Regions from separate parts of the Mus musculus genome. Here regions 1 and 3 are each linked to region 2. Evidence: chromatin loops called from intact Hi-C (ENCODE). Cell type or tissue: heart. All regions are shown on one strand. Links, peaks and the distances in the headings refer to the core of each region. The heading gives the core; the rest is flanking DNA.

The links. Hi-C counts contacts between places; a loop is a spot of excess contacts. Peaks named below come from ENCODE experiments on the same cell type or tissue, not always from the same donor. Only the 100,000 strongest peaks of a DNase experiment are listed, where the experiment ranks them.
Region 1: it touches region 2 in a loop (2.1-fold over the local background); 2 of 42 quality-filtered maps call a loop at or near these places.
Region 3: a loop joins it to region 2, with 3 times the contacts of the local background. A loop is called at or near these places in 12 of 42 quality-filtered maps.

What each region holds. Positions count from the first base shown.
Region 1 is chr15:51,771,481-51,779,684 of GRCm38, forward strand. It overlaps Gm41320 (a long non-coding RNA gene), which reads right to left and starts at 3,557. Exons shown (of 2, transcript XR_875335.1): 1 at 2,096-3,557. In heart, for the core only: a CTCF peak has its summit at 3,788; DNase peaks (open chromatin) are centred at 3,591 and 3,711; H3K4me3 peaks cover 585 bases; H3K27ac peaks cover 981 bases.
Region 2 is chr15:51,875,456-51,883,255 of GRCm38, forward strand. Utp23 (UTP23 small subunit processome component) reads left to right here and starts at 1,986. Exons shown (of 3, transcript NM_030132.5): 1 at 1,986-2,255; 2 at 5,561-5,735; 3 at 6,696-7,800. The coding sequence starts at 2,068. The coding sequence ends at 7,082. It also overlaps a transcript of Gm34678 not described here. In heart, for the core only: a CTCF peak has its summit at 1,961; a DNase peak (open chromatin) is centred at 1,976; H3K4me3 peaks cover 1,594 bases; H3K27ac peaks cover 1,022 bases.
Region 3 is chr15:51,987,102-51,995,305 of GRCm38, forward strand. Rad21 (RAD21 cohesin complex component) reads right to left here and starts at 4,659. Exons shown (of 14, transcript NM_009009.4): 1 at 4,446-4,659. It overlaps Gm52217, which reads left to right and starts at 3,874. Exons shown (of 2, transcript XM_030248881.1): 1 at 3,874-4,688; 2 at 8,029-8,204. The coding sequence starts at 3,968. The coding sequence ends at 8,060. In heart, for the core only: a CTCF peak has its summit at 4,824; DNase peaks (open chromatin) are centred at 4,130 and 4,770; H3K4me3 peaks cover 3,022 bases; H3K27ac peaks cover 2,261 bases.

The sequences.
Region 1 (8,204 bases), core at 1,609-6,608, 100 kb before region 2:
TTCAGATGCGGAGAGGGACAGAAACAGAACGGGGTGTTTCATCACACAGAACTGAACTCTTAGGTAAGAGTACGACCAAAAGAGCACCACCAGTACATACATTGTTAACATACTCAGGGGTGAGGAAGAAAACAATGACTCCTATCCGTACAGGTGCCTGAAACTCAAAGGAAACAGATATTAGAGCTCAAGGGGTGGGTTCACCATCTGAGGACCTTATGGTGGGATCTTTGATTATCCTGACCCCAGGCTCTAGCTGGGAAGCTTAGGAGAAAGGAACCAGGTTTTAAAGACTCTGGCCCGGTTGTCAAAGCAGCTAATGTTTCTAAGTGTGCATAGAAAGCTGCGATTTCAGAACAAGGTCCAGGAAGATGATCTAAAGCGGTTTCTCCCCTGGCCCCTCACTCACCGCTGCCAATGCACTGTGACCCTTTTGTACAGTGCCCTAGCAAAGCCGCCTACACACTTGCGTAGCGTGAACAAGTCTTTCGGTTATTCTCTAAAACTTTAGTGTGGCATAGTGTGTCTTTGAGACACACTCCCAAAACTAGCTTGATAACCCTTTTTTTTTATATATGCCATCATTTTCTAACACAGTGGAAAGGATTGGAATTGTCCTCAAATCTGAGAGATCCTTAATATAAATGATATGAGAAAGAAAATGTTAATCAATAAGGTTAGTATATTCCACTGTCCAAGGAGCAAGTCCTTTTTTTTTTTTTTTTTTTTTTTTTTTTTTGGATATTTTCTTTATTTACATTTCAAATGGTTTCCCTTTTCCAGGTCTCCCCTTCTGAAATGCTCTATCTCCTTCCCTCTCCCCCTGCCTCTATGAGGGTGCTCCCCCACCCACTCACTCACTCCCCTCTTCCCACCCTGGCATTCCCCTATATTGGGCATAGAACACCCACAGGCCCAAGGACCTCTCCTCCCACTGATGTCCAACAAGGTCATCCTCAGCCACACATGCAGCCAACGCCATGGGTCCCTCCATGTGTATTCTTTGGTTGGTGGTCCAGTCCCTGGGAGCACGGGGGGGGGGGTGGGTCTGGCCTATTGACACTCTTGCTCCCTCCATGGAGCTGCAAACCGCCTCAGCTCCTTCAGTTCAGTCCCTTCTTCAACTCCTCCGTCGGGAACCCTGTGCTCAGTCCAATGGTTGGCTGTGACCATCCACCTCTGTATTTGTCAGGCTCTGGCAGAGCCTCTCAGGGCACAGCCATATCAGGCTCCCATCAGCAAGCACTTCCCGGCATCCACAATAGCGTCCAGGTTTGGTGACTATATATGGGGTGGATCCTCAGGTGGGGCAGTCTCTAGGTAGCCTTTCCTTCAGTCTCTGCAAGGAGCAAGTCTTGATGACTATGATTTTTATGCACAAGGTCTCCGTTGCACTTCCTTAAAATGTATGCATTGGAGGGCAAGACAAAGCTGGTTTTCTTTTGCTGGAGCTTTCTGGTTAGTTTGCTTGCTTTTACGTTACTGGGAATTGAACCTGGTGCTTTGTACCTGATAGGCAGGTGCTCTATCTCTGAGCTGTGTGCCTCTAACCATGTTTCTACTTTTGTTTACAGCGCTGAGGATTGAACAAAGGCCCTGCTGTTCTATGGTGAGCTTTGTACCCACCCCAGAAGGAACAGCACCAGGGAAAATAACTTTTGGGAGCCCCCAGAATTCCAAGGACAGTTCGTTAGATATCGTGATGGATGATAATGATTGCCAAGGTGATGGGGGATTTAGAGTCACCATGGAAACAAACCTCTGGACATGTGTTTGGATTTTCTAGATTAGGTTAATTGAGGTATAGGCAGTTCTACCATTCTATGTTTTGGAGTCTTACACTGAGCTAGAGAGCAGACACCACCACCACCCACCCACCCACCTAACCTCCCCTTACTCCTGCTGCTCTCTCCTTCCCTCTTTCTGTGCTTTTCTTTCTCTTATTCTTGCCCTCCCCCTCTCTCTATTTCCCCTCTTTGCCCCTCTCACTCCTTTCCTCTCTGTTTCCTCTCCAGCTCATCCCTCGGTCCCCATCTCTCACTCTCTCTGTCCAATATGCTGCCTGTCTCTCCTGAGTCCAGTGTGCCTTTCTGACCTCTCAGTGAAGCTCCTCCGAATGTGGCCAGCAGTTAACCTTCTGTGGTTGTTACATGACAGGACCTCTTCTGCTTCTTGGTCCTAGTGACATCTGCACATCAGGGAACACCAACGTCATTATTGATTGCCTGTCTCCCCTTGAGACTGCTAGCTCTAGGTAAGCAAAGTGGCAGCCTTCAAAACTGTGCTGTGTTGGTCCCCTGCTGTGGAGATAGCTAGTCCCAGCCTGGCTCTGAATCCATAGCGGCCTGAATAAGGCAGTGCCCCTCCCAGCCTCCAGTAAGTACAGGCCCTGTGAGCACTGACTGCTTGCCTCAGGGGCTCCCCCTTACTGGCCACAACATCCTTAGATCTGGGTTTCAGACCAAGACCCTCCCTCCCTATTCTACCCGTCCTTCACAGGGGTGAAATCATGTGACCATCTGCAGGATTTGCCCACTCCACCCAGATCCCTTCTTTTTCCTGAGGGCCAGCCTGGTTGACATAGTGAGTTCCAGGACAGTTAGAGCTATGTAGAAAAACCTTGTCTCAAAACAAACAAATAAAAACCTACTGTTTGCAAATATAAATACTTTTCCTATCATCCTGCCCCCACAGAAGGAAGCACATTGGTCAGCACACACAGCACACACAGCCGCTGATCTCGGGGAGGCTTCCGCTAGCTAGGTTTTCCAGAATGCATATCACATGTTTTGCTGGATATTAACATTTACCTTTCCATACCAGTTTGGAAAAACACTGATCACGTGGCTTCTGGAGCTGTGGAGAGTCGTCTCCTGGACCCACTGCCATCTCTGACGGCCGCTGGCCTTCAGTCCTTCCAAAGTTGTACCCTTTGGCTAGTTTTGGCCTTCATCTTATCACTGTGATTCTGATTACAGTTTTCTTCTCTAAGCTGGGACTACCCTGTTTTTATTATATCCCCTTTCAATAAACACTAAAATGATCTAGTTTTCCAACATTTTTTTTTAAACTCACTAATTTACCACAGATAAATAAAAAACATGGGCAGGGCGGGGGGAGGGGGGACGCCGATTCTGGGTAGATGGAAGCAAATCGCAAGACAAAAAGGGGGGTTGACTTTGTGAAACACGAAAGGGTAATAAGTAAGCCGATTCATACACTATTCACACCGCTGCTACTCCTAGCTCCCTGCTATTTTTTGGAGGAAGCAATACACCTTTCATTCCAAGGTGACAACCCTGCAAAAGGCTGGGAAGGAAGATGGAGAGCTTGTTCCAACTCTGGAACCTGGGACAAGCAGGGAACCAGAGCCCGCAAGGCACAAATCCGTTTTTGGTTCCAGGACAATTCTCTACAGAGAGCACAGTACCATGAGCCACTAAGCCACAGCACTGTCCACACATTGCAGCCTCCAGCTCTGACCTCTTGAGGCTGCCAAAATTCTTAAGCGTTTTTTTGGTCCGGAAGCAGCATCTGGTTTCCCAATTGGAGCCCCTCCTTTGTCAAAGCAGCACTACCACCCCCCCCCCCCCGCACCCCCCTTCCCGCAGCGGGGGCCTCCAGTCTTCTGAATCCTTCTTAAGCTTAATTGGAGTCGTGGGTCTGAGAAGTCTCAGCTGCCCTCGAGACGAAGACGTCCTGGGAGAGAGGCTTTGGTCCAGTTCCTAGGGCCCACCGGCTGTGCTGGCCTGAATCCTGCCTTCAGCTTCCAGCAGGCTGTGAGCCGAGCCAAACCCATAACCCTTGCAGTACCTCAGTTTCCCCACCCATAAAAACGCAGCTCTGGGACCAGGGACTCTTAATGAGCACTGGCCTTTCCTGGATTAATTAACCAGGTGCCGGAAACAGCTGCCGCTGGCAGAAACAGCGCGGAGGATTCATCTACCGAAAGCTGCAGCCTCACTCTACAGCGCTGAGCCCTTGGCTGTCAGGAAGACCAAGTCAAGTTCTTTACTGCTCCAGACTGCTTTTGCCATCCTACTCGGGGTAGAAAAAAAGGGAGGGAACCGTGTTTGCGGAGCCACAGAACCACTTTCCATTTAAATCATACACCCCTCCAAAAGTAAATCGCCCCAGAATACCGGCTCTCTACAGACAAGAGGAAAATGGTCTTATTTATTACCATATTCCCAAGGACCATCGCGGTAGTAATTCCTGCTATAAAAAGTAATAAACCCTGATAAATAAAACTGTATATTTACATAGGCTCTGTAAATGTATCTTTCTCTACGCTCTTTCATGAGTTTGTGCTAAACCACCTGGTCAGCAGTTAATTATGCTTCAAAGACGTTCTTTTGATATGGTCAGTGCCAGAATTGGAAGCAAAGTGAGGGGGCTCTCCAAACATTCCGTTAACTTATGTTCATGCTCACTGCTTTTCTTTGCCTTCAGGTAGGGCGAGGCAACTACAGCAGGCCCACATCAGACCAGCTCCTGTATCAGCTCCCAAGTCCACCTATCAAGAGCACAGCCACCCTGGTCATTTCTATACCGTCTCCAGCGGCCTTCTGACTGCCTCGGGGTGAGCAATCGCTGTACTGAACACATGGCCCACGAAGTCTGAAATACCAAAAGGCTGTTACGGAGAAAAGTTGTCCGATCCCCTTCTCTGTGTCTCCTTTCCCATGACTCTCTCCCACCATCCCTGGGAGCTACTGCTAGCAACAGGGCTCTGTGGTTACTCGGCCAGTGCCTACCCTTTAATGAGTAATTTAATTTGATTCTATAAGTCCTGGGTTACTGCACAAGTAAGTAATTGTTAGTATATAACGAGATAAGAGGATTGGTCCCCACTAAGGGAAAGTGTTATCTTTTTGTAGATCATATACAACAGTTTCATGAAAGGAAAACAATTGGCATAGTTTCTGAGTTGGAGAAGGGCAGCAAAGGAGGAAGCAGGAGGGGCTACGACCGGCAGCAAACAGTTAAACTGTGAAAGCACTCAGGCCCAGGGCCAGCTGTGTCTAGGACAGTGGCTCTCATCCTTCCTAAAGCGGCAACCCTTTAATGCATGTTGTGGTGACCCCCCAACCATAAAATTATTTTCGTTCCCATTTCATTAACTGTAATTTTGCTATTGTTATGAATCATGGTGTAAATATTTTTGAAGATAAGAGGTTTGTCTAAGGGATCAAAAGGCACAGGCTGAGAACCCCTGGTATAGGACTACCTCCCTTTCCTATGCTGACACTGCTAACCTGTCATATACTTCACTTTATGGGGGAAAAAAATTGGGAATTTCAAAGTAAAGATCACTGGCTGATACCGTTCAAACAAACCTCTTACCCCCTCACTCCCCCCCCAAAAAAAACTGTGTTTAGCAGGAAAATTCCCATTCATCCCCACAAAGGTAGCACCAGGTATAAGAAATTACAGCTGACTCTTCTTAGACCTGCTGAAGGGCTCTCTCCTCCTCCCCACCAGGTAACCCACAGTACTGAGGTGCCACCATCAAGCTCCAGGGCCACAGCTAGCCATCCATCCCCTGCTACTCTGAAGACTCACCCTGAAGAGCAAGTGCTCTCGGGCGAGGTGGGGCAGGGAGGCGGGGCAGGGAGGATGCCTTCAAGGGGGAGGGTCATGACCAATTTAAGATGCACCAGTGCCTCCCTCCACAGGCAAATGAAACCCCAATTCCACTGAAATACCCTGTGTAGACCAAGCAGTTGCTGCGGGCTAATTCCATTTACAGGAATAAGGAAGCTGTAGCCTAGGGTGGTAATGGGGCGTTTCTTTACATGTTGCCTGCCCCACACCTCAAATCTGTGATGCAAATAATCTGCATCTTCCACCAAAACTTCCCCTCTCCCTCTAAGGATGTGTCCTTTGATCTGTGTGCCCAACCAATTCGGGTCGCTTTTCCCAACAGTGGTAGGGAAAACTGAGGCTGCCTTCTAGCCTGAGTCGGTTGAGCAAGCTGGCATAGAATTAGCACCCGTCCCTCTCCTTTTCTAAGGGAAGCACAATTTTTTGGTATATGTAAAGTTTATAAAATATAAGCTGTCAGAAGCCTTCTCCGCTGCCCTCCTAAAGCATTCACTTGGTGAGGAGGTTCAAAATCTATCACAGCCAATGACAGACATGTGCATGCAAAAAATAGCGAGTCTCAAGTTGAAGATTTTACTGCCATATTTTGAAACAACTGGCTAAGCAGCTGCTACTGTTATCTTCCAATTACTTCTCATTTTTCCAGAGTCTTAAATGCAAGCTGTAAGGAATTAAATCTAAAACTCCTATATACTCTTTAACAACAACAACAACAAAAAGATCATTAACAGAGAGCACTACAAAAACCAAAGTTGGATAAGTAAAAGGGATGTGGGGGGAGGGGAGAGGTGGAGGGGACTGTCCGTTCCCTGTGCCTGGGTGCTTTGTTTCATGGACATAAGCTATGCAGGTTTGCAGCCTCACTGTGCCCCAGTGTCCCATGCTGAATAAGATAGTAGTAGGGATTTTGCAGCTAACTAAAAACCACATGTCCCTTCCGCTTTATAAAGGTCATCAAGAAATTCCTTCACCGAATGTTGGTTTTGCTTACTCTTGGCATCACACTCTATTGATACCACTTAGCTACACAAGAATTCCCTCAGAAGACTCAATAGGCAATATTTTGGAGGCATTTCAGAGGCAAACAAACAAAACAACAACAACAAAATCAAACCATAATAGTCTGTACACCAGGCTGGCCTCGAGCTCTCAGAAATCTGCCTGCCTCTGTCTCCAAGCACTGGGATTAAATGTGTGCGCTATCATGCCAGGCTTCCTCTACATTTTTTAATCTTTGGTCTCACCTTTTACCTGACTTCTTGATCCTAATGTTGGGGAGGTAAGGATGAGGGTCGGAAATAGAGTACCCTACTTCTCTCCCACCTTGGGCTCCAGGTCTACATCTATCCCAGAGCATGATAGTCTCAGGATTTTCAGTGTACAGTTATAAAATGTCACGCGTGCTGACCTCTTTTGACTTGGGCGCTACACTCCAAACACAGATATGTCCCTGCTCTCTGCCTTACAACTGGAAGTCTGTCTGGACGAGAGATTCTCCCAGCCCCCTTCTCCTTTGTTTACCCCTCTCATTTCCATCTCTCTTTCTCTAAGGCCTGAAATAATCATGCACGGTTCTCCACTTCTTGGGGTTACAGTGAGTTACTGTGTAAAGTCTTCCCAATATCATCTGGTACCTTAAAAATGGGGCCAGGTTGGACTTATAAACCGTATAGGCTTATTTCAGACTTGATAAAGAACACAAAACGAAAAACCTTCCCAGAAGGCGACATAGCCAGATTCCAGGCCAAACTGTGTCCAGCCCCCAAGGAGCTTAGCTAGGCTCCCCACCTCCTGCAGGGATCCTCCTGACTCAATGAGTCTGGAGAACTCACTGCCCTAAAAGGCTTGCAGGTGATGCTCATGGGGCAGTACTTTGAGAAACACATCTTTGACTCAACAAACCAGTGTCCCTGCCACCCCGAGCGCTGAGCAGAGGCTGATGCTTGTGTTTCCTGGATGGGCACCCAAAGTCCTCAAAGCGTGGCCCACATCTGACACCACTCTTGAAAGGGGCAGCTTGTAGTCATACTTTCTGCTCATGCTGGGGCTCTACTTTCAAAAGTCAAGCCAGATTCGTGTCAAGAACAAAGGTGCTGAACTGACAGGTGATGTCTTTCTGGTGGTTGGCCAGTTGGGCTCTCTTCCTCGGAGCAAGCTGTAGCAACATGGAAGATCAAGAAGGAAGAAGATCATCTTCTGTCCAAGGGTGCTTCAGTGACTTACTGCTAACAGTGATTATCAGGGCTCAGGCAGTCGCTGCCCTGTCAGCTGCCTCTGAGCACTCCCCAGCAGAGCCCCCTTCCGCCCCCCCCCCCAAATTGTCCCAGTCCATCAGGACAAGACAGGAAATTGTCATCTGAGATTTACCACATCAGGCCTTCATTAGCATGCAAAATCAACACCTTCCCTTTCTCCCTCTTCTACCCCAGATGAGTTCTGAATTTCTGTACATTTGTGAATTCACAGAGGCATGAACAGAATGACAGGAACATCAGAAATGCAAATGTCTTTGTTGCTAACAAATCACACGTTTCTCCCCTCTGGGTTAGGAAAGGCTCTCTGCAAAATCACCTTAAGCCCAGGAGCTAGGGCAAAGG
Region 2 (7,800 bases), core at 1-5,000:
CTGACAATTATGCTTAAGGACTATGAAACCAGCCCTTCTACAGCATCTCATGATTTCAAACCCCTAATTTTATTTTCCATTAAATGAAAGCAGCCATCTCATGGTAGTACTGGGTTTCAGGTCAGGACTGACTTTATAGAGTACCTTAGTTCAATTCCATAAACCTATAAATTGAAATAAAGGGCCAAATGCAAGCAATACATTTCAATCACATTATAAGTCATTAAAAAAAAAAAGTTCCTTCAATCTTTGGCCAAATTGGCCAAGACTAGATCTGGGACAGATTCCAGCCAGAGACAAAAATGCAAACTCCATACTCTCCAGTCTTTGATTCTTTTACCTTAGAGTGGATACCCTACACAGTTAATCAAATTTGAAAACTCCTTATTCATTGTCTTCATTTAACTAAATTGGTTAAGTAACTTCGAAAGTATTTAAATTAGGGGTGTGTGTGTGTGTGTGTGTGTGTGTGTGTGTGTGTCTTTCAATTTTAACCCAGTATGTATTTTTCCTATGTTAGAAACTCCGGACAGAAAAACGTCTATGAAATTGAGATCAGGCCTCCAACTCAACAAACTTTCGGGAAATGAAACTCTTGGAAATTCTCCTAAAACACTGAGGCACTCAGGCTTGGCTTTGGGATGAGAAGATACAAATAATGGCTCTGTAACTGGCCCAGCAGAACTTGAAGATATTCTTTCGTGTCCCTCAAATTGAAACAACTGACCCTAAGAAATGGCAATTTCATGCTGGAAGAAGGAAAAGACGCAGAGCCTGACACCAAGAGGGAATTTAATTTGTCTTCTGGGAAAGAGATTTCCCAGTCTTAATGCCTTCTTAGAACACCTTCCAGGGTAGGACCAAAGTCTTAAAAAATGATGGACAGTGCCACATATTAACCAAGGTTGGTTAGAATTCAGCATTTCTCAACCTGTGGGTCCTGAGCCCTTGAGGTTCAAAAGACTCTTTCACAGGGTCTCCTAATACCATCAGAAAACGCAGATATTGGCATTATGAATCATAGCAGCAACAATGTTACAGTTATGAAGTAGCAATGAAATTGATTTTATGATTGACACACACCACACTTGAGGAAATATATTAAAGGGCTATATTAGGCAGGTTGAGAACCAATGAGTTAGATATTCATGTCCCTGGCTACCTATGTACACTTTAATTTCACTTCAGGACCTCAGAGATTGACTGTCATAATGACTGGCACCTCCGTTTGGCCACACTATGGAAATCCTTTTTTTAAATATTAATTTGGCTGTTTAGTTTATTTGTTTTCCAAGAGAAGATCTCAATGTGTAACTCTGGCTGCTTTGGAACTCACTATGAAGATCAGGCTGTCCTGGAACTCAGAAACCTTCTTGCCTCTGCCTCCTGGGATTAAAGATGTGTACGCCACCACAACCAGCAAATTTATGTCAATTGGGTTCTCCAGGATGAGTTAGAGACTGTGCTGTCAATTTGGGTAACACCTTTTTACCATAGAATCAGTTCATTCGTAAGGTGTTGTAAAATACCCGTGAACATCAAGGAGTCAGTGTGAGCTCCAGACGCTTAGGAACCACGTGCCCTTTGCTTCCTTGAAGACCAGCAAAACCTCCCAAGTTAAGGTCGTCCAACCTTGGCTCATTTTCTTCACTTGGAAACTAAAAACATTCTTGGGAATGATACATAGTGAATGGCAAGTTACAAAGTGCCTGGGTCAATGGTACCATAATTAGTTATTTTCATATTACTAGTCTTTTAGAGACTTCCTAAGTGTCAGGCAAAGAGCTACACAAAGCAAGGACTATTAGTCCAGCTCGCGAGTGTGCATGTGCCAACCTGCGCCAATTTGCGCACTCCGAGGCTCCTCTGCACAGAAAGCTCCGCCCCCTAAAGCTCGCGCTAGGAAGTGGGAGTGGTCGTTCCTTTGCGAACTACAGAATCCGAGAGGCGGGCTGTGGAAATAAGGGAGTGTACTTCCGGGTCGAAGGGGCTTCGTTCCGGGAAATACAAATTTCTAGGAGTGCGGAAGTGAGGCTGGTGCCGGTGAGTCCGGTGGCTTAAACAGGCATGAAGATCACCAGGCAGAAACACGCCAAGAAGCATCTCGGCTTTTTCCGCAACAATTTCGGAGTCCGCGAGCCCTACCAGATCCTTCTGGATGGCACTTTCTGCCAGGCGGCGCTGCGGGGTCGCATCCAGCTGCGGGACCAGCTGCCCCGCTACCTTATGGGAGAGACCCAGCTGTGCACCACGAGGTGGGTCTGCGGGGCGGGGTCGCGGGTGTGGCCCAGAGTTCTCCACGGTGCCAACCAAGTCGGTTACCTTGGGCCGCGACTGACCGAAAAGTCAGGCAGATGGTACTGTGCCTTGTGAATATTCAGTTATTTCTGAGAAAAATCAGAACAGGTAACATGTGGACCTGACTTGGACTTCTGGTTCCAATTAAAACCAGCTGTGTGGTCTCAGGCAAGAAATGGTGTAGCTGTAGAGAGCATAACTTCTTCAAAGTTGATATAAAGTCACGTGAGGTATCATTTACATTGGACATTTCTCAACATCCAAAAGCTAACACCCATTCTGTGGCGGTTGTTACTTATAACCCAAAGGTTTTCAAGCCTTCCAACTGCCAGTGAGGTTTTATCTTCAATTCCTAGGAAAAGAAGTCAAGGCTGGAGATATTAAAAACTTTACCCAAGGCCATTTTTAAAGTACCAACCAAATGGCAATCACTGCTCCAGACCCTGAGGACACCTTAGTGGGCAAGACGAAGGCCTAGCCTTAGCCTTCATGGGCTGTAAAGTCAACTCCTGATGGCTGTTTTTCACTCCACATCTGTGCCTCCTCACTTCATGTAAGAGAGCACACCTAGGGTAGCACACCCGGGAGCAGGAGTGTGTGAGAGGGGTGGGCGTGGGGGGTGCGGGTGGGGGTTATTTTAAAAGGTCTCATAGAATCGATGTTCGACCCCCTCTGAGGCTTGTTTAGAACTGAGGAGGAAATGTCTGTTTTCAATGATAGAAATAGTAATGTTATTGTTTTAGAGAACTTTTGAACAAATAGAATTGGTTGATGCCTGAACCATATTTAATTTTGGGACTTGAAGATATATATTATATCTAATATTATGGGACATGAAAATAGGGAAAAGGTAAACTGAAGCTAGACCATGAATAAGAATTTTAGTAGTTTTTGTGGAATATTTATTTAAGTAAATAAATTGAGTTCAACTACAGCTTACAAATAGCCAGTTAAGGTGTTCTTTATACATTTGTCCGAGTCAAGCCGTGACGTGTGCTGTTCATGTTCTACTTTGCAGTAAACAGCCTTCCACATTTAGAATTTCTTAAGTAATGCTCTTTCCGAGTTGCAGATAACCTCAAAGTTTTAATCTCAGGCTGGAAAGATGGCTCAGTTGTTAAGCATGCTTCCTGCCCTTCCAGAGGACCTGAGATGGTTCCTAGCATCACTGTCAGGGGTCTCACAACTGCTTGTAACTCCAGCTCCAGGGGCTCCAACACCCTCTTCTGGCCTCTACAGCTAACCACCCACATATACATAAAAAAAATTTTTTTTTTTTTTGGAGTCTAGGTGATGGTTTCAAAACAGGGTTTCCCTGTGTATCCCTGGCTGCCCTGGAACTCACTTTGTATATCAGGATGGCCTTGAACTCAGAGATTCTCCTGCCTCTGCCTTCTGAAATCTGGGATTAAAGGTGTGTGGCACCACCATCACCCAGCCCAACACACACAAACTTTTAAATATGATCCCTTTAGCCTTAGGAGCTGCCTGTACAGCTTTTAACAGCCTCTGTCCCTGGATTAGCTGCTTCTGAATGTAAGTAGTTTGTTTCCTCCCACGTGCCATACCAATACTAACAGTCCCGTGCTGTGATACAACCAGGCGGGAAGTACTACATGTACATGTCATAGTTCCCCAAGGACTTCAACTACGGAGTCACTCAAGGGAGGTTACACCTGTGATACAAATACTCTGCAAGGCTGAGTCAGGAGGAGTACCATGAGTTTGAAGAAGGCCTGGCAAGAGCCATTCTCAAGGAGGAAGAAGAGAAAGGACAACAACCACTTAACTTTGGGAATTTTTGTTTTTTTTGTGGTTTGGGATTTTGTTTGTTTAGTTGGTTGGTTTTTTGTTGTTGTTGTTTTGGTTTTTTGTTTGTTTGTTTTATACAAGATTTCTCTGTGTAGCCCTGGCTGTTCTGAAACATGCTCTATAGACCAGGCTGGCCTCAAACTCAGAGATCACCTGCCTCTGCTTCTTTCTGCTTCTGCCCCTCTGCCCCTCTGCCCCTCTCTCTGCCTCTGCCTCCCAGGTGCTGAGATTAAAGGTGTGCACAACCACCACCCAGCTACTTTGGGAATTTGTCAACCAACACAAGATTGAAGACCCTGATACCCAGCATTTGCTGGTCCCAGAAAGCCCATTCTTGTTGTCCCCGTCTCTTCCCCACCTCCTCACACATCTGTTTGTCATTCTTTGCTGTTTGTCATGAAAAAACTTTAAAAAAAAATAATTCTTCTCTCAATACAATACATCCCAACTACAGTTCCCTTATTCCCTCATCCCACAAAATCCACTGTTCCTCTCTTTCTCTTCAGAAAAGGGCAGGCCTCCCAGGGATATCAACGGAACAGGGCCTAGATGAAATTAGACTAGACACAAACCCTCATCAAGACAGGAGGAGGTAACCCAACAGGTGGAAAAGAGCCCCAAGAGCAGGTGAAAGACTCAAAGACATATGTGTTCCCACTATTAGAAGTTTCACAAGACAACAAGCTACACCACCATGCTGCTTTAGTCTCTGTGAGCCAGCACCATGAACCCTGCTTAGTTGACTCTGTGGGCCATTTTCTCCTGGTCTCATCAACCATTCTGGCTCCTACAATTAAAAAAACAAACTTTTTTTTCTTATTTTTCATTTGTTTATTTTTTAAAATCAGGATTCAAACAGGATACATAAGTTGTTGTTGATTCTGTGTTAGTGATTTTTGAAGTTGTAATAGTGACCTGGAGTCCTCTTCAGTATCTGGAAGGCTCATTGTATCTGGTCCATCTGTAAGAGGTAGAGATTTGAGGATAAGTTAGAAATTTAATTCAGTTAATCATGTAGCTTTATTATACATTTGAGGTTAAGCAATAGTATATGCGAAAAACAACTTGCATGCTTCCTGTACACAAATGCTTAGTGTACTCTGACATTGGTATTCTTTCTGCTTGGAGTATGTATTTTTAAAGTTTTCATTTAAGAAGAAAATGGCAACCGTGCTATAAATCCACATTTTTTTATTTTTTTAATTAGGTATTTATTTCATTTACGTTTCAAATGCTATCCCAAAAGTCCCCCAGACCCTCCCCCCCCCCCCCCGCCCCACTCCCCTACCCACCCACTCCCACTTCTTGGCCCTGGCGTTCCCCCGTCACATTTTTATGGAATAGTTTTTCCACCTTAAAAACTTGAGTATTGTGTTTATGCTTGCTTTGTATAAACAGAAGGAATGTATTGGTTGTGATTCTGGACTCTGAATGACTTTTTTCTCCCCAGATGTGTGTTAAAGGAGTTAGAAACACTGGGAAAGGAATTATATGGAGCAAAACTGATTGCACAGAAATGCCAGGTTCGAAACTGTCCTCATTTCAAGAGCCCAGTGAGTGGGTCTGAATGTCTCCTGTCCATGGTGGATGAGGGGAACCCTCATCATTATTTTGTGGCCACACAGGTAATGTTACTTTCAAAACTGTAAGGCAGTTTTAACTACCTCTATATATACTTCATGCAGCTCTGTTTGCAGTACAAAGAAAAGTAAGTGGGAGAGATAATGTAGTGTTTGAAGTTCTATTTATTTACTTACTGTGGTGTATTAGAGAGGATTCCAGTCACTTAGCTAATTCATGTTTCATTGTTTGGACTTTTAAAAATGTACATTTTAAAATGGGATCAATAAAGGTACTTACTTGAACATATGAGGAGGAGACTAAGTTTGGGGGACTTTTTTTCCTTCAGAAGTTTCCTTCTAGAGGCTGAGGAGCTGTTGCAGTAGTGTGCTGATTGCGTCACGGTTCTTCAAGCAGGGAGGAGTCGGGCAGTCTCTGCCTTCTGGACTCATAACCTAGCATGTTCCTGAATTCCTGCTTCTCAGCTCATGGTGCATGTGCTCTGAGATTAGCATCAGGAGGCTGCAGAGATGGCTCAGGGGTTAAGAGCTGGCTGCTCTTGGTTTAATTCCCAACACCTATACAGCTGCTCTCAACCATGTGTACCTACAGTCTCAAGGAACCCACCGCCATCTTACGGCCACCTAGGCACACATGAGGTATACAGATATGATTGTGGAGTCAGCTTATTACTCTGCTCCAACCTCTTCCCTTGTCGATGTTTCGAGAGAATATCTAGTGGAAAGGCAAGAGAAAGTTTCTAATGTATTTTCTGTTGCATTGGTTGATAATTCGTGGGCCCAGAGTGTTGACTGATCCAGCCCCGACTGCTGTTGAGTGGCTTCATTCTGCTTAGTCTTTATGTTTTCTGTCCTCTACCGTAAGATACATTTTGATTAATAAGACATGTCATCTGAAAAAGAAAACATATAGTTCTTTTTTTCCCCATCTAGCCTTTTTTAATAGAAACTTAATTTTAGGTTCTAATTTTGATTGAGAAACCAAACCCCTTTCCTTTTTAATAGGATCAGAACTTATCTGTGAAAGTCAAGAGGACTCCTGGAATTCCTCTCATGTTCATTATTCAGAACACTATAGTGTTGGACAAGCCTTCTCCCAGAACAGTGGCCTTTGTGAAGGCGGTCGAGGCGGGTCAGCTGGTCTCAGTGCACGAGAAACAGAGTATCAAGCAACTGAAGGAGGAGCAAGGCCTGGTGCGGAACCCGGACCTGAGGAGGAGGAGGAGGAAAAAGAAGAAGGTGGGCGGCCCCAATCCTCTCAGCTGCCTGAAGAAAAAGAAGAAAGCACAGGATACAAAGTCCCCTGCTTCCGAAAAGAAAAGGAAAAGGAAACGGATTCGGAACAGATCCACCCTGAAAGTGTCTTCTGAGCAGCAGGGTGCAGAAGGCTGATGTGTGCTGGGGATACTCTGGAAGACAGTGGAAACTAACTTCCTGTTCAAACTGTGAAAATGTGTATACCAGAGGACTAACTTATTTTTGTAAACTACTACTGCTACATACACTTTTGCCAAAAGTAAAGAATAGTTGGGTTTGTCAGTGTGCATCTTCAGTTGTTGCTTTGGGGATGTATTTTTATTATAAAATTATCTCCAGTTTCTCCCCTTCTCACCCTCCAAGTGCTGTGTATGTGTGTGGTATATGAGTGGTATGTGTTTGTGAGCCTCTCTCTCTCTCTCTCTCTCTCTCTCTCTCTCTGTGTGTGTAGGTGCAGTAGTGTTTGTGAGCTTGTTGGGCGGTGGGGGGGGGGGGTGAGCGTGTGTATGAAGCAGCTAGAGGTCAGCATGAAGTGTCTTTCTCTATCACTCTCTACCATTATTTTTTGAGAGAGTTTCTCACTGAATCAATAACTTGCCAGTTAAGTGGTCCTGGATGGCCGTTAAGCCCCAGAGATCCTCCTGTCTCCTTTCTGGTGCTGGGATTGACAGCATTCACTGTTGAATGTGGCTTTCTGTATGAGTCTGAGGATCTGAACCCAACTCCTCACAGTAGTACGGCAGGTAAGGTCCTGACTGAGGCATCACCCCAGCACCACATAATTTTAAAAGTCAGTCCTAAGGCCAGTGAGATGACTCAGTGGGTGTCTTAGTCAGGGTTTCTATTCCTGCAC
Region 3 (8,204 bases), core at 1,754-6,753, 110 kb after region 2:
CAATATGGCAGTGTGTTCTTAGCAGTAACTGTCCTACATGAAAATCCTCAAAACACTGTTCCAAATAAGAGAAAAACTGGCTACAATAATGTTGGCCATATGACAGTTACTAAATATGTGCTTATTAGGAAAATATACTAACTAATCTCTTAATTAAAAATTGTAAAAACAAAAAAACACTTCTATCGAGTTCAGAACTGAAACCCACTACTATGTTTCAACAGGTGTCAGTAGTTTATGGCAATACTGGAGCGGCTGGTCAGAGGGCTGCGCCTAAAGCATTCCAGCTATGCAGAGGCAGACTCCTAAATAGACTTTGGCATGGGGTGGGAGATGGTAAGTAAAGCAGAGGGGAACTAAAATTAATCTGGGAAACAATTAGTAACAGGAGAGCACTCTCCCAAGAAGTGAGAGCAGTTACAGTAAGTAGTCACTCAGCTATAGCCTGTATCTGAATAAAGAAAAAACCCACAAGCATCATTACCCGCTCTCCCTCAGTAAATCTAAACTTTACAATATGGCTGTTTCATCTGCAGAGATCTTGGAGATTCTAAATTCTCTTGATCCCTTGCAAAAGACCTTTGCATCTGATACCAAAGCAGAGCTTGTCATCATCTTGAACCAACGTTTTCTGTTTTTCTAGTGCAGCAAGCAACTCCATAGCTGAAGGTATTTAGAGCATCCTCACTGATGCAAAACTACAGCAGTTTCTTCCTACTGCAGAGAAAGTCCAAGTGAAGCGCATGCCTCTGCTCCAATGTCCGTCCTCGCCAGCATCTTCCTCACCTGCATCTTCCTCACCTACTAGGAAGTGACAGAATAAACCCGTCCACCCTCCTTCAAGAGCAATTTGGCAAGGTCTTAGGAAAATTTCACACATTCATGCTTTCTGGACAGAAACTACACTTTCAGTAATCAATATTAAAGATATACTGGAATGTGTGGAGAGACAGAGGGAAAGAGAATGAACTAAGTATGTATCAAATGTTTTGCCTAATTTCCTAATGACTAAATAATAGCAATTTTACAGAAGAATAGAGCATACACATGATCACTGTATTTCCTAAGTGCTTGATGGAAGAGTAGCTTTTGCTGATTTGACAGCAAAACTTAGAATAGCAGCGGTGGGGGTGGAGTCTTTGTGATTTAAAGGTTGTGGTCTATGTATATACAGTTGCCCCTTCAAATGTAAAGCTTCCATATTCTTAGATTCAGCCTACTGCAATATGAAATATTGTTTTTAAAGTGTGTTAGTAGTGAGCACGCACCTTTCATCCTTTTCATCACTCCCTAAACAATACGGTGTATTAGGGAATTTAACTATGTCCAGAGTTTTTTCTGGGTATGGGGGAAGTTGCAATCCCTGGGGCACAGTGTGCCCTAGAGCCAATTTCTTACAGACACCAAAGCACAATGCCCCCCCCCCCTCTTTTTTTTCTTTTTTTCGAGACAGGGTTTCTCTGTGTAGCCCTGGCTGTCCTGGAACTCACTCTGTAGAGCAGGCTGGCCTCACTCAGAAATCTGCCTGCCTCTGCCTCCCAAGTGCTAGGATTAAAGGCGTGTGCCACCACACCCGGCTATGATGGCCCTCTCAAATTTTACATGAACACATGTACATCTCAGAACTACTGCAGGCTTGGTTCTAGACCATTGCTACTGAGTCAAAGGAGGTTTTTGCTTGTCACTATGCATAAAGTTATTGTTTTAGGATATTAATTGTACAATAGCTTTGTGTCTAAGAAAACTAGGTGCACACTGTAAGTAAGCAGGATTTTACTAACCAAGTGATCGAATCATGATCTGAATGTTGGGGAAAAAATGGCATCTATCTATAGGTTGGCTGGGTAAAGGGTTCTTACAAACCTCCCACTGGTTTAACAAACAAAACCTGCCATAGTAAATATGAAAGGCAACAAAGATGCTACAGAGCATTTTAAATCCGCAGTTGGTTAAGCCCCCTAAGAGGAGCTAAGAGCAAGCAGGGTCATCTGTATATACTTAGGAGCATGTGCATAAGTTCAAACTATCTGTGGAGTACTAAAAAATCTGGTGACAGCAGTGCCCTCTGGAAATGGGGCTCTCCACTTCTGTATTATTTTGCGTATAAGTGGATATTTAAAAAACAAAACATAGGCATACCTATCCAAAATTGAAACTATCACCCTAGAAGTCAAGATGTAATCCTGATCTGCATCAGCTATCAAGTTAGCAAAATACCCAACTGTGATCTGTGTTTTATAACAGGAAAAGTACACTACCTAAAGGGCAGGCTGCAGACTGTAAAAAACATCAATACCCAGCTCACACAGAAAGAGAGCTGCCTGGTAGTGGCCTGAAAGGTAGGGGTGTGTGTGTGTGTGTGTGTGTGTGTGTGTGTGTGTTTGTGAGAGAGAGAGAGAGAGAGAAGCATGTTATATTCAGCTTACATATTACTACTGCTCAACTCTCCTTGGCTCTAATATGGACAGAATGAGTTTTATTTCAAATTTAAACTCCTTCTTTACTTGGTTATTTGCAATGGTTAAGAAGTCATTTCATGTCTGAAGTTTAGCCTGGCCTTGGTGTCCATCATCCTAGGAGTCCTGAGCCTGAGGCAGGAGGATCTTCAAGGGCAGCCTGGGGTACATAATCGGATTTCCTCACCTCTCCTAACAACAATAACAAAACACAAGCCTGACTTTATATCAACTACAAAGTCAACATAATATTCTTTAGGGATAATGACAATTAAACGGAACAGCACATGTAGTCTCAAAAGCAGATTCAAACAGAAGTCTCAAAAATCAACTTGCCCAGTTAGAATATTCACACCTTTAAGGTAGGATGGAAAACAAAATATATTTCTCAAGAATTAAGTTTTCATCCGGGCGTGGTGGCGCATGCCTTTAATCCCAGCACTTGGGAGGCAGAGGCAGGCGGATTTCTGAGTTCGAGGCCAGCCTGGTCTACAAAGTGAGTTCCAGGACAGCCAGGGCTATACAGAGAAACCCTGTCTCGAAAAACCAAAAAAAAAAAAAAAAAAAAAAAAAAAAAAGAATAAGAATTAAGTTTTCCCAACTACCCAAGTATAACTCTCTCAGAATCTGCATGTTTTGCTAAGTCTGAAAAGAAATTCCCAATTTACTGTGCATAATACAAAAAGCACCGTGTCCACTCCTTAAACAACTCTGTAACTTTGGTTATACAAACTCTAAGATAATTCAAACACTGGACAAGGCACACACCTTCACCAATACCTTCTTAAAGAAAGTTGCCTCCAACCTTAAAGGTATTTACAATTTAAGAAAGCGACTTCAGTCTGTTCCAAAACCCTGCAGCCTTTCAGTTCACTGGCATTTGATTTTTAATAGGATTTTGCACCCTTGGTGGGGGTGGTGGGCACGGGACGGGACGACGCCGAAGCTCTTCCAATACAGTTTAAGGAGAGCAAATATTAACTTTCCTTTGTAAAGAGAAGCCGAAGTACAGAAGCCACTTCCATAAGCCATTCAAACACCAACGCGTTTTGGAACGCTGAAGACAGCTTAACAAATCAGAGAGCACGAAGAAAACGTCCACAGCGTTTCCCTCTTAAATTTGAAGAAGGCCGCTTGGTCTAGTTGAACACCTCGACAGTGTCACCTTACACTATCCTGGCAGAGCCTACTCAAAGCCTTTCTGTGCCACGAAAAAGGCACCCAGCCTCGGAACGTCTCTACAACACTCGATCCTTAGCCATTAAAGAAATTAAAAAAAAAAAAAAAGTTTAGAAAAGTTAAGGGGAATACCAGCTACACTCATGTTCTTGGAAGCAATGTTATTCGATCGTGTTTTAAAACAGCCGGTCCAATTTCTGAGATGCCCAACACACAAATATATACATTATAGAGAAATCCGGTTGAGGGAGACAGAAGAACAGGCGAGTGAGTCCACGATCCCTGCGGCCAGCACACGCCTGGCGCGACCCGGACCCCGGACTCCACACCCGATGCACCGCGCCCGCCCGCCCAGGAGTCTCCCTGACGGCTCCCGCCCTGAGTCCCGCGTCTTTGCAGACAGCCATCTTCCCCCCCGAGGGGGCGGCCAGCTCCGAGAGCGGGCTCGTTCAAACCTCCCCTTCTCTCCCCGTCAGCCCCGGGATCCCGCTGTCCCACCTCCGCGCGGCCGAGGGTCGCTTTTGTGGGCCCTGGACTGCGGCGGAACCATTAGGAAGTCAGCAGGCGCGGTGCACGGCCCCGGGGCAGCGAGGAACCCCCCCAGGCGAGGGCGGCCCCGGGACGTAGGGGGCCCGGAGAGCGCGGGGTCGCCGGGCGCTGCCCGGGAGCTGGCAGCACTCGGGGGCCGCAACGCCGGCCGCCTCGCACCGCAACTGCGGGCCGCGGAGCCCGCGCCCCGGGAGCAACCCGGCGGGGCAGAGCACCGGGGAGGGAGCCAGAGCCCGAGGAGGGGTCGGCCCGATCGCTTACCTGGATCTCGGCGGGGAGCCGGGAGGGGTGGGTGGCCCGGGGAGGGGGGGAAGGGTCAGGGGAGGGGGCGGGGAGAGGGGGAGCCCTTGTGCGGTGTAGCCTCGGAGCTGCTCCCGCCACCGCCACGGCCGCCGCCTCCTTTTCCGATTCACTCAAACAAACAAGATGGCGGCCGTTACGGCGCGGCTCTTCCGGCCGCCCAAATCCTCGGTTCAAATCGGCAGGATGTTTACGGTCAAAAAGGTACGTGTGCGCCTGCGCAACCCGCCGGAGCCGCCCCCCACCCACAGAAGGGGCGGCGCAGGCGCGCTGACCACTTCCTTGTCTCTGGACCAGCCACCTATTGGCCACGGAGCAGGCGCAAAGGGTTCCTTGAAGAGGTTTGCGGAGCGTCAGAGTTGGCAAATGCAGCGCCTGCGCAACACCGTGTAACTAATTGGGGTTTAACTTGAACTCGAGTTAAAGCAGGTCTTTGCTGTTGGCCAGTTTTCTTTGCGCCCGGCAAAAATAAAAATTATTTTAATGACCTTGTACAGCGACGAAGGAAACAAAAATCTTAAGCTAGCTGCTGGAAAAGTAAGGCCTAATTGGTTCGGCCAACCTGTGCTTATATTAGGTTTGCAGCAAAAAGCATGCTACCGAGGCCCTGGGAGAAATTTTTTGAGAGTAGATTCCTTTTACACGCAGTTCCTAAACTAACTTTGGTCTCCCATTCATGGAGTCTCATATATGTTCTTGAAAGTTCCCTTTAACAACATTTGATTCTCTGGCGGTGGTGGTACACGCCTTTAACCTCAGCACTCGGAAGGCAGAGGCAGGTGCATCTCTGTGAGTTCAAGACCAGCTTGGTCACAAGGTCCAGGACAGCCAATACTACACAGAGGAGCCCTATCTCAAACCAAAACAACAATAACAAAAACCAACAAAACAACATTTGATTCTTTGAAGCAGATGCTTGCTTATGGTTCATCAGTAAATTTCTTACTGTGGGAGTTAGCTACTGACAGTTTGGAAACACCTGCTGAAGGTGCGTGTGTCAACTTTAGGCAGTTTGCTTAACAAACCTTTGACAGGACAGATTTAATTAACAGATTTCACCTCTATTCATTGGAAAATAATCCACTTTCCTTTTTTTGGCTACGTAGTAATGACTTTTATGATTTGACTTAATAACTGACCGAGAAACTGCTTGCTGTCATTCTCTAAAGCCTTTTTATAAAGCAGTTCTGTTCTGCTTGTCTGTCTCATGATAACACACAACACATTTGAGAGAGGAAAACGGTAGGAGGATTATAAAACATACAGTAGCAGATTTTGGTTTAGAACTGCACACAGTTTTGCAGAGCTGTTCCTCGGAACTGATCAACTCTTGAAAAAGGATTATATATGTCAAAAACACTAGAGTAAGTAGGAAGCTTAGAGTAAGAGGATTGACAAGATTTTTGGGAATATCACAATGTGTTTTGGCATAACTTTAAAGCTTTTACAGTAAATGAAAAAAATAAGGTATAAAGCATTTGTTTAAAAAAAAAAAGCATTTGTTTAATAAAGAAAACTCCCCAAGTAAAATGCCTTAAGGTCTTGGACTAAGCAGAAGGAAATGGGTTTAAAACACTGATAAAACACTGATAATGATTTTGCTGTTTATCTGGATTTTGATAAGAAATGTCATTTAAGGATAAGATATGTAGTAAAATATAATCAGGCACAGACATAGAGAAGCAAAGAAGTTAGGGATAACAGTCCGTATTTCAAATACCAACACAATACAATATGTATGAATTAAATGAGTGAAAATAATCCCTCGGGGTGTGTGTGTGTGTGTGTGTGTTACATTTAAGTTTAATTCATAGTTACACCCACCTCATGGGAAAGGAAAGATTTGAGTCAACTCTGAGAACAGGATTTCACAGGCCATGTCAAGGCTGGGTGTAGGATCTGCCCAGGCATATGGGTGAATCACCAAATCAAAATCATCTGGGTTCAGGAGTGGGCCTAGAGAGGATGGAGAGTGCATATGTTGATTTGAGTTACAAAGAACTGAAGGGGGGGGGGAGGCAGAACCTGGATTAGAGCCTTATAGATCATTAAGACTTTTGTCCAAAAACTTCATCATATTAACAGTTCAATACCAAGAACATTTCAGTTACCTCCCTGGAAATATTTGACAGTGACCATTTTTATAACAGAAATTTAATAAAATAAGATTGACAGTATTTTTTCCAGGTGTGTTGTTTCAGTTTGGTATTCATTGTTTCTTTTATCCAGCAAAACTGCCTAGAAAAATTATTGACAAATGGGCAAATAGAGCTGGGGTGGAGCTCTTAAAATAATGTCAGGAAGACCTTATGATGTTAAAAAATTTACAAATTAAAAAATGTATTAGTTGGGCATGGTGGCGCACACCTTTAATCCCAGCACTTGGGAGGCGGAGGCAGGCGGATTTCTGAGTTCAAGGCCAGTCTGGTCTACAGAGTGAGTTCCAGGACAGCCAGGGCTATACAGAGAAACCCTATCTCGAAAAACAAACAAACAAACAAACATTTAAAATGTATTAAATTACTACCAGTTGAGGAAAGGATACCACCAATATAGTATTTTCACTGCAAAAGAATTAAACGAGTTTGATGAGGGGCATAAGGAAAGAGAGAAACTGCTAATTTTGATAAAGGAGAAAAGTAGAGTGAAAAGGCAAACTCCTAAAGACCCTTCTAAGACTGCATGGGGGTCACGAACACCAACTGGTTCTTGTCTCTTGATAAGAATAAAATTAACTACTGCAGTTTCTGTGTTATTTGGAAATCATCACGTTACAAAAACCATACAAACACTTGGTGTAAAGATTTGCCCTGTATTATGACACAACTTTTTTCCTGAAGAAAAAGTCTGTTTATTGCTCTGTCTCTGGTATACTTGTGCAGGGTACCTGGCAGTCTTGTTTTCTAATTTTGATTTGGTTTACTACTTGTACTGAAATATTACTTCAACTGCATTTGAATTAGAGAGTTGAAGTAGGCCTGAGAATATGCTTTATAAACAGTTTTCAGGTAATTGCAAGTCTTCTGCTATCTGGATCCTATTTTTTGAAGGCAGAGTTTGGAATCATGTAGGCCTGAGATTTGATTACAATCTTCCACTTAGAAGCTACTGCCTTTCAAGTTGCTCAACCTCCCTGCGGTTAAGTTTTATTTATGAAGTCAGGCAAATGTTATCCATCTGGTTGGTGCTATGGTGCTTATTACACGTGATAATGTATTTAAAGTACTTAGCAGAGCATTTGGCACATTGAAGTCAATACATTAAAATTGTTAGTATTATCATGATTGCTCATAGTAGATGTGGGTATCTGTTTACATACTTATTCTCAACACTTACTGATTTTTCTTCTCTATTGATCTTTTATCTGTATTGAATTATATAGTAATTATATAGCCAATTATATAGAATTGACTCCCAAACTCTTTGCCTTTAGTTTGGCATATGCCAGTTACCTAATAGACTATGTTCCACAATCAATTTTCCATGGAAGTATAAATGAGTTCATATATATGGAATTGAGCTTGGTGCATTTCTTTACTTTCAGAAATCAGGATGCAGGGGCAGGCAGATCGCTAAGTTGGAGAGCAGCCTGGTTTGGAGAGCAAGTCCTAGGAGAGCCAGGAATATACAGAGAAACCCTGTCTTGAAAAACAAAACAAAAAACAAAAACAAAAAAAAAAAAAGAAAGAAAGAAAAAAGAGAAACTCACTCTATGGTAAT